Linked DNA regions of Homo sapiens: region 2 is linked to region 1. A link is a loop called in an ENCODE intact Hi-C map of the cell type or tissue named here. Cell type or tissue: GM12878. All regions are shown on one strand.

The links. Peaks named below come from ENCODE experiments on the same cell type or tissue, not always from the same donor. Only the 100,000 strongest peaks of a DNase experiment are listed, where the experiment ranks them.
Region 2: a loop joins it to region 1, with 2.4 times the contacts of the local background. A loop is called at or near these places in 1 of 110 quality-filtered maps.

Annotation. Positions count from the first base shown.
Region 1 is chr15:83,992,046-83,996,045 of GRCh38, forward strand. All of the region lies in intron 23 of ADAMTSL3 (ADAMTS like 3), which reads left to right. Among named protein-coding and RNA genes, the nearest start is that of GOLGA6L4, 240 kb to the right of the region's middle. RefSeq lists enhancers at 289-338, 569-838. In GM12878, a CTCF peak has its summit at 1,780 (motif pointing left); a DNase peak (open chromatin) is centred at 556; H3K27ac peaks cover 1,357 bases.
Region 2 is chr15:83,732,939-83,736,938 of GRCh38, forward strand. All of the region lies in intron 3 of ADAMTSL3 (ADAMTS like 3), which reads left to right. Among named protein-coding and RNA genes, the nearest start is that of ADAMTSL3, 81 kb to the left of the region's middle. In GM12878, a CTCF peak has its summit at 1,843 (motif pointing right); a DNase peak (open chromatin) is centred at 1,838.

The DNA of each region.
Region 1 (4,000 bases):
GTATGCCTTTGATTTCCCTAGCTTCCAAGTTCTAATTAGATACCTGTAGTTGCAGCCACCTAAGATGAGTCTTGCCTAGGCTGTGACCCTGATTGCCTAGGGTGACAGAGGAGCTTTTGCTGCTGCTCTTAGAAATGCAGTGAGGGTGCATGTAATGAGGGATCCCAGGACACACTTATCCAGCTTTCAGGCTCTCCCTCCACTGTCATGATCAGTTACTTGCCATGTTTCCAAAGCTGCACCTTTGGCTCTACAAACAGTGGAAATTTGCTAACCCCCAAGATATTGTTTTTCACCCCTTGGAAATCCCTGCAGTGTTTGGCCTATGCAGACTTTTGAAAAATTGCTCCAGGCTCCCAACTGACTCCACCCACAAATATGTGAGTTTTCTGGCAAAATACACCCACCATTACAGAAAGGGCCGGCATTCTCTGGCCATAGCAAGGAGAAAAGCAGAACGGAACTCTGCAGATGCCAAGCCACAGATGTCTAAAGTTTCTACAGCCCTATACCTGCAGAGGATTCTGAAAAATAGATCTGACTTCTATTAAGAGAAACCTCAGCTTTCAACATGACTTCTAAATTTTTCACTTCCACAATACTTGAAAATCAGGCTTTCAGGGAGATGAGCCATTAAAAGGATTGGAGTGCATTATTTGCTATCGGAAGTCAAAGACTGGATTGGGTGGAAACTGCAAGTAAAGCCTCCAGCAAAGACCATTAAACTCATCTAGTTTTATTCTCATCCAGGCCCAGTCAGACATGGGCTATCTCTGACCCTCCCCAGCCCCACAGCCCTCCTGCCCTGTGCTGTGGGGCCATGGGTCTGCAGCACTGCTGCCTAGATGGAGCTCAGCACTGGGAGTACTCATCTCTCCCCTTCCTCCCTCACCTTTCAGCTCTTACTAGGAATTGTCCCATTTGGCCTTTCTTTATCTGGCAGTCTTCCCCCATGGACTCAGACCCCAGAACTCCTGATGAGTTCTTTCCTTTTAAAAATAAACCTGCCTCCAAATGCACCACAATCATTTTGAGTTATTTGCCATTTTAAACAAACCTGTAGTGAACTTACAGTGTTTTCTTATGGGCAGAAGCCATACCTAATGGAGTTTTCTAGGGAAATTCATCTTTTTTAAGACAGATGGTGAAGTTGATGAAGGGTCAGAAAACTTGAGTTTTACAGACAGTCTTGTCACTAGCTAGTATGTAACCATAGGTGAGTCATATATCTTTCTTCCCTCATCTCTAAAGCAGGGAATATATTATATTAATAGAAGAAGAGACTGTGGTTATCATCCAATTCAGTTTTTCATCTTATAGATGAGTACATTAAAACATAATTTACAAAATTGAACTCTGCTTTACAAATTACATTTTTATATTGCAAATTGGGATTTCTGTAAATCAGTGGCATATATAATTTTTTTATTTGTTTAGTTGCCTTAGACTATTTCCCACTAATTGTAATGAACTTATTTTTATAGACCCCATAACACATATTCATAGCTTCTAGAGAAGTTCATCTTTTTTTATAGCCAAACATGTTTTGTCAACCCATGTGGTATGGATATCAATAGGGATTATCCCTAGTCATTCTTAGAGATATTTCTTTTAACTATATTGAATAACAGAACCTAAAAGTCCACATATTTGCCTATTTCTAAAGGTTAAAACTTCTAACTTGCGAGAGTTATTTGCCTTGCTCTTTAAAAAAAAGTTTTTTTCTGTCCATTTGGGTGGGGGTAATTTAAAGCGCACCTTTTTTGCCACCTTCTGGTAAGAAAGAAAAGCTCATCTGGGGAAAATCACCAGAAAATATCAGTTGCTGCATGTTTTATTTTCTTTCAGGTTAATGCATAGTAAGAACATTACTTATCCTGTAATTTTCTGTTGTGTATTACATGTTGTTTATGTTATTCCTTAAGCTCATCAGAGATGCAGCTGACGTGAGTCCCTTCTCTAAAGTGTTTTGTTGTGTGTCACGCTCCTCTTTAGTCTGTAAGGAACTCTCTTGGCCCACAGATGGTAATGAGTTTGAGCTAGATGGTGATTCCCAAATGAAGGGCACTGGCAAAGCCATCAATGGCCCAGCCCTAAGCTTAGAAAATTTCTTAAACACAAGGTGCACTGGACAACTGCTTCTTAGAGCAAACTCAAACTGCCTGGAAAGATTAGAGATGCTTCTAAACTAAAACTAAGCTAAAGAATAAAAACATCTTTGAATGCTATTAGAGGACACTGGTGTACATCTCCTTTAGGAGGAAAAATTCTACAACTGTGGATGGCACCTGACATCCCACCAGGCAGCTAGGTACATGTAGGTTATACAAAAGACTCTTAAACAATAAATGCAGAAGCAAATAAATCAAGTTTAACACATTCCCAAATGAATCTAGTCATGTGGATGACTAAAGGAGAGTTTTTCCCAGGAATGCAAATTTTTTAACACTTAAAAATATCTACTTTAAACAGATCATCACAGGTTGAATCCTCTCTGGAAGGATGTTTTTGTTGGTTTGTTTCTGTTTTTTTGTTTTTTCGTTTTTTTTTTTTTTTTTTTTTTTTTTTTGACACAGAACCTCACTCTGTTGCCCAGGTTGGAGGGCAGTGGTGCAATCTCAGCTCACTGCAATCTCTGCCTCCCAGGTTCAAACGATTCTCCTACCTCAGCCTCCCAAATAGCTGGGATTACAGGTACAAGCCACCATGCCTGGCTATTTTTTTTTTTTTTTTTTGCATTTTTAGTAGAGACGGGGGTTTCACCATGTTGCCCAGGCTGGTCTCGAACTCCTGACCTCAAGTAATCCACCCACCTCAGCCTCCCAAAGTGTTGGGATTACAGGCATGAGCCACGGCATCCGGCCCTGGAAGGAGTTTTTGTATAGTATATTAGTTGTCAACATATGTGGAAGGGAGGAAGCAAGCAGGATTAGACAGAGGGCAAAGGAGAACTGTGATGCAGGCCCACAAAGTCTCACCAAGCCCCCTTGAAACATATGTGACTTATTAGAGTTGTCCCAGGCTGACCCACAGTGGCCAGGCCTTCATGCCCCTGCCTCCTGCAGTCACTGGCTGTGGGCCTCTCTGGAAGGGGCATATGTGCTCTTGGGTCGGCGGAGACAGATTGTGAAGGGACTAACAACCAGAGGCTACCAGGAGCAGGGACACTGAGTTCCTCCTTGAAGGTTGATTTGGGTGGAGCATCTCCATCTCTACCACAGAGATTTAAGGAGATAAAATTTAGGATCATCTTAATAGATGTAGACAAAGCATCTGATAAACTTCAACACGAAAATGATATGAAAACCTCTTGGCAAACCAGTAATAGAAGGGATAATCTCTACCTTGATTTGCCTGTCAGAAACCTATTGTAAGCATCATACTCACTTTAATGGTGAGACTCAAACAGTCCCATTAAAGTCAGGAAAAAACATACGATGCCCTTTATCACTATATCTGTTCAACACTGCGTTAGCACTAGCCAGTGCAATAAGATAAAATAAATAGAAAAATTAGAACTAGAAAATTAGAAACCAAGACTAGATAACTAGAAAAATTATACAAAACTAGAAATATAAAAACTAGAAAATAACTACAAAAATTTCTTCTTATTTATAGATAATATAATTATCCCCATTTAAAAGCAAAGAAAATATACAAAGTTTTGGATCTCTACATTCAGAATAATTTCAATAAAAAAAGCAATCCTGTAGGATTGCTAGAACAAACTGATCCTATAATTAATATGAAAGCACATATGGCTGAGAATAGCCCAAACATTTTTTAAGAATAACAAGGTGGGTGAGATTTGCTCTATCAAATATAAAGACTTAGCATAAAGCTTGAGGGCTTACAGCAGTGTAAGAGGGATAGACAAATAAATGGAACAGAATGCGGAGCCCACAGCAGATTCAAGCATACAGTATATGGAAACTAAAATTTAATAGCAGTAGAATTAAAAACCAATAAAGGACAGACTAGTAAGTAAATTGTTATAGGA
Region 2 (4,000 bases), 260 kb before region 1:
ATTAGAATCTGTCAAAATGGGCTGGGTAAATTATGGCTGTTGGAAAGAGCACAATACTGCATTGTATTGGGGAAACACACTTGTAAGGAATTCCTGAGCTGGTATTTATTACAACCTGCCACATCATTTCCATTTTCTGCGTTTCATTAAATTTACCGTCTGGGTGTAATCACAAGAGTGAAATGGAAAATGTAATGTAAAATATCTCCTTAAACCCTCCGAAACAAAAATGAACTGAATCATCCATTCAATCAAGACAAGTTGAACACCTACTATACACCAACCCTCTGCAATAAAGTGAGGAACAAGACAGTTTCTGTTTTCAACTAGGCCAGAGCCCAGCAGGGGAAATGAATGGACAAAACTAATCCTAATGTGATACTATCGTAGAGGTGTTGACAGAGACTATAGAAGTGGAGAGGAAGGTTCTCTTCCTGGGGGTGAGAGACTTAGTCATGGGTGTCTACAAATTAGGTACTGACCCTGTTGGGTAGAGACTGTGAGTCACAGCTTCTCAATGTGATTGGAATTCTGGGGCTGGTGCTAGGTTCATTGTCCTTTGGCATTTTTGTGGGCTGTGTGCATTACATGGGTGGAATTTAATGTCATTTTAACTCACCAGAGAAAGTTTGTGGGTCTAGAGGTTTGGAAAACAACTCGCTCTGTAATATGCTGCATTTTAGTGCAAATCTTTCAAATGATCGCACCGTACTTGCTAATCTTTGAAGGAAGCTCTCTCATTGTCTGAAGAAAATGGTGCTGATTAAATTTACAGGGAAATGACTTTATTTAAAAATCTCCTCTAGTTTGTTGACAGCACTCATGTTTCATAAAATAGGGGACATGATCCTGAATTTCTTATGAATAAAAAATTATTAATTTTGACATCTACTTTGAATGACTTAGATAATTTATTTGGCGTAGTGCCCAGTAAAAGCATGGAAGTGACTTGGACATCAACCACAAAATGGCCCAGGGACCCCTTCCCACTGGATAGACATCTGGAGTGGCGTATAAGGAATAGACAATGCAGGCGGACATTTAATTAAAGATTGGTATTCAGACAGGAGGGAAGCGTGGTGAGTCTCTCAGCGTAAAAGGAATAGTGAGTCTCTGAGACAAAAGTAATTTTTTGTGTTTTATAATGATGCTTTGCAGCTTGAAACATTTTAGCTATAAAATATAGACTATGAACTCATAATGGCATTAAGTCCAGATAGTAATTTTTATGGTAACAATTTATGATGTATTTTTGTGGGTTTTTTAAAGGGGAAAAGTCTTTAGCATTTAACATTTTGCAATTTAAAAGATCCCTCTCTTGAGCCTTCAGAACCAGAGTGAACACAAAAATTGTAAGATTTTATTGAGTTACCTATTATGTGAATCTGGATTTGTAGACATTATTTTGATAGTTAATGACACTGGCAAGAATCATGATCTAAAACAAAACCATGTTAACTTTTTTGTTTTAAATTTTCATCCACGAGTTGTCACTGTGTTGCTATTGGCGTTACCAGGACACAGCTAGGAAAGCCAGGGTTGGAAGTGCAGGTTCCCTGTGTTTGCAGATGTTCATGTAGGAGTTCCTTGACCAAATAGCTGTAGCTATTCAGCATCCCAGCACTTGTGTGCCTGCTTTGTGATGAGCTGCCCTGCTGACTCACACCTGCCGGTTCAGGTATGGGTGTAGCCATTTCTGGGAGGGTTGATGCTCAGCAAATAGTCTTAAAGGCACAAAGGAATGAGAACATTTCTCTCCAAACCATAAACCATCGTGGAGCCTAAGGAGACTGAATTTCCTTTTTAGACCCCAGAGGACATTATGCCCAGATTGCCCCCAGGGGTCACTCTCAACTTGGGGATGATTTTTGCCGATGGTGGAAGCATATATTCTCTGGATTCTCCTCTGCTAGTGGGGAGGGCTAGTGGGGAGGGCTGGGGTTCTCATGTTTGATATGGCATCTTGAGATGGTCATCCAGCCTCTCTTTGAACACCGACAGAAAGTAGGGAACCCGAACCTCCAATACTAGTTTTCAGATATGATTATACTATTGTCTGAGCACCACCTGTAGTTATAATAGTTCATCTAATGGATAGTAAAACTCTATCAGGCAGCCTCACTATGCAAATCTTGTAGAATAAGAGTATTTTTTAAAATTAAATCAACTATTAAACAAAGCAGTCTATCAGAAGAAAGAAAATTTAACCAGAAATAAAATAAACCAGAAGTAGGTGACAAAGAGAAGAATAAAGGTATCTGATAAAGCCAGGAATAAGACTAAAATAAAAATACACACCATAGAGCTCTCCATACTTACTACAGGGGCACAGATTTGATCTGAGCTTTCTAGCAGCCAACTGGGAGAGAGAAACACAATCAGTTGCAGAAGTCACAGATTCATAAGATAATAAACTAACAGTGTTTCTCAGGAGTAACACAACTGTTCCTTATTTTAACAAGGAAAAAGTTACTGATTTCAGTAAGAAAGTAGCCTTAGCCCACAAAGATGAGGAACTTGACTTTGAAAGGAAATATTTCAATGTTGGGTCTCTTTAATCTTCTTTCCAGATTCATAGCCTGAATAATTATTTTCCAGAAGCTTCTCCCATGAAGAATTTCGTTTTAAGTATTTATAAGGTCATCTTGGGGGATCAGTGGGTGATTTTTAATACACTAAAGCATACAATTTTTTTGCTTGTGTTGGTAATCTCACTAACTTCAAGGTTTTTTTTTTTGTTTTGCTTTTTGTTTTTGCCACTGAGCAGTTTTTGTCAAGTCAGCTACCATCAGGATCAAACACTTAGTACAGTAAATTGGATTTGGATATCCATTAACTGCTGGTGACAAAAGAGGAAGCCCCACGTTTAACACACGTAAAATAAAATTTTAAGGAGTTTCTGGCTAGAAAGAGGCTACCAATAAAGTCTGAAAATGCCCCAGTCTCTGCTACTTGAATCTAATTACATGACAGAAGAGATTTGGGAAAGATAAGCCTGCAGTGAAAACAAGGGAGAAATAATCCTGTTTGCTCTGCAGTAACCATTCTAAGGACAGGAGAAAAAAAAAGAAGTTGACTAAACTTATTATACTCAATATTGCCAAGATACCAATTAGCAACATAAGTACAAATTTTCCTCAGATTCATCCAACATACCACCCTGTGTAATAAGCTAGTGTTCATAAACAGGGGAAAGTGGTTCTTCTATTCCTCAGCAGTCCTGGTGGGATTACACTGGATTTTTCTGTTAATTCTGGCCTTTGGCCCCTTTCCAATATTAACTGTGCCATGGAGTATAGAATATTCAATGATTAAATAATTATAATTTAAAAATTAGACCATGTCAAAGAAAATAAAATATTAGGCATTTTTAAGAATTTAAGACAAGACACGGACTTTGGATCAAGATGACAGCTAATAATTCTGCATCTACTTCATCGCATATGGCAAATCTCATGAAATGACCTCAAAGTTGTATAAAGAACAATATCTCTGTGATAGCCCTGGAAAAGAAGACAAAGTTGTACCAACAAACTAAAAAATCTGGGAAATTCTTAATGGTTAAAAAGTGGGCAGTTTATATACATGGATAAATAGGATTATAGGAAACTAGCCCAAAATACATTCAGGAGGAATTCTGTGGTGGAAGCCATTCTGAGAAGTCCCAAGGACTGAATCAGCAATTAAAAAGGAGGTGAGAGGAGAGAAATTGGCATGTGGCCCTGTTGGAGCTGAGCAGTGCATGACAATTGTATTCTTTCCTAGGTAGGTAGCGGGTAAGTGGAAAACAAGGGCCAGAGAATAATTCATGCTCCAGGTAGCCAGAGACCTCTAGGAGAGATGGGAAGCCCCCAATCTAGAAGATACATTACCAACATATTCTTCCAGACCATAGTCCTCCCACTTCTCCACGACCACTACAGGCTATAGTAAACAGTTTTGTCAAACAAACGGATACTTAAGTACAAAGAGAAGAAGACAACCAAGACACAATACCCAC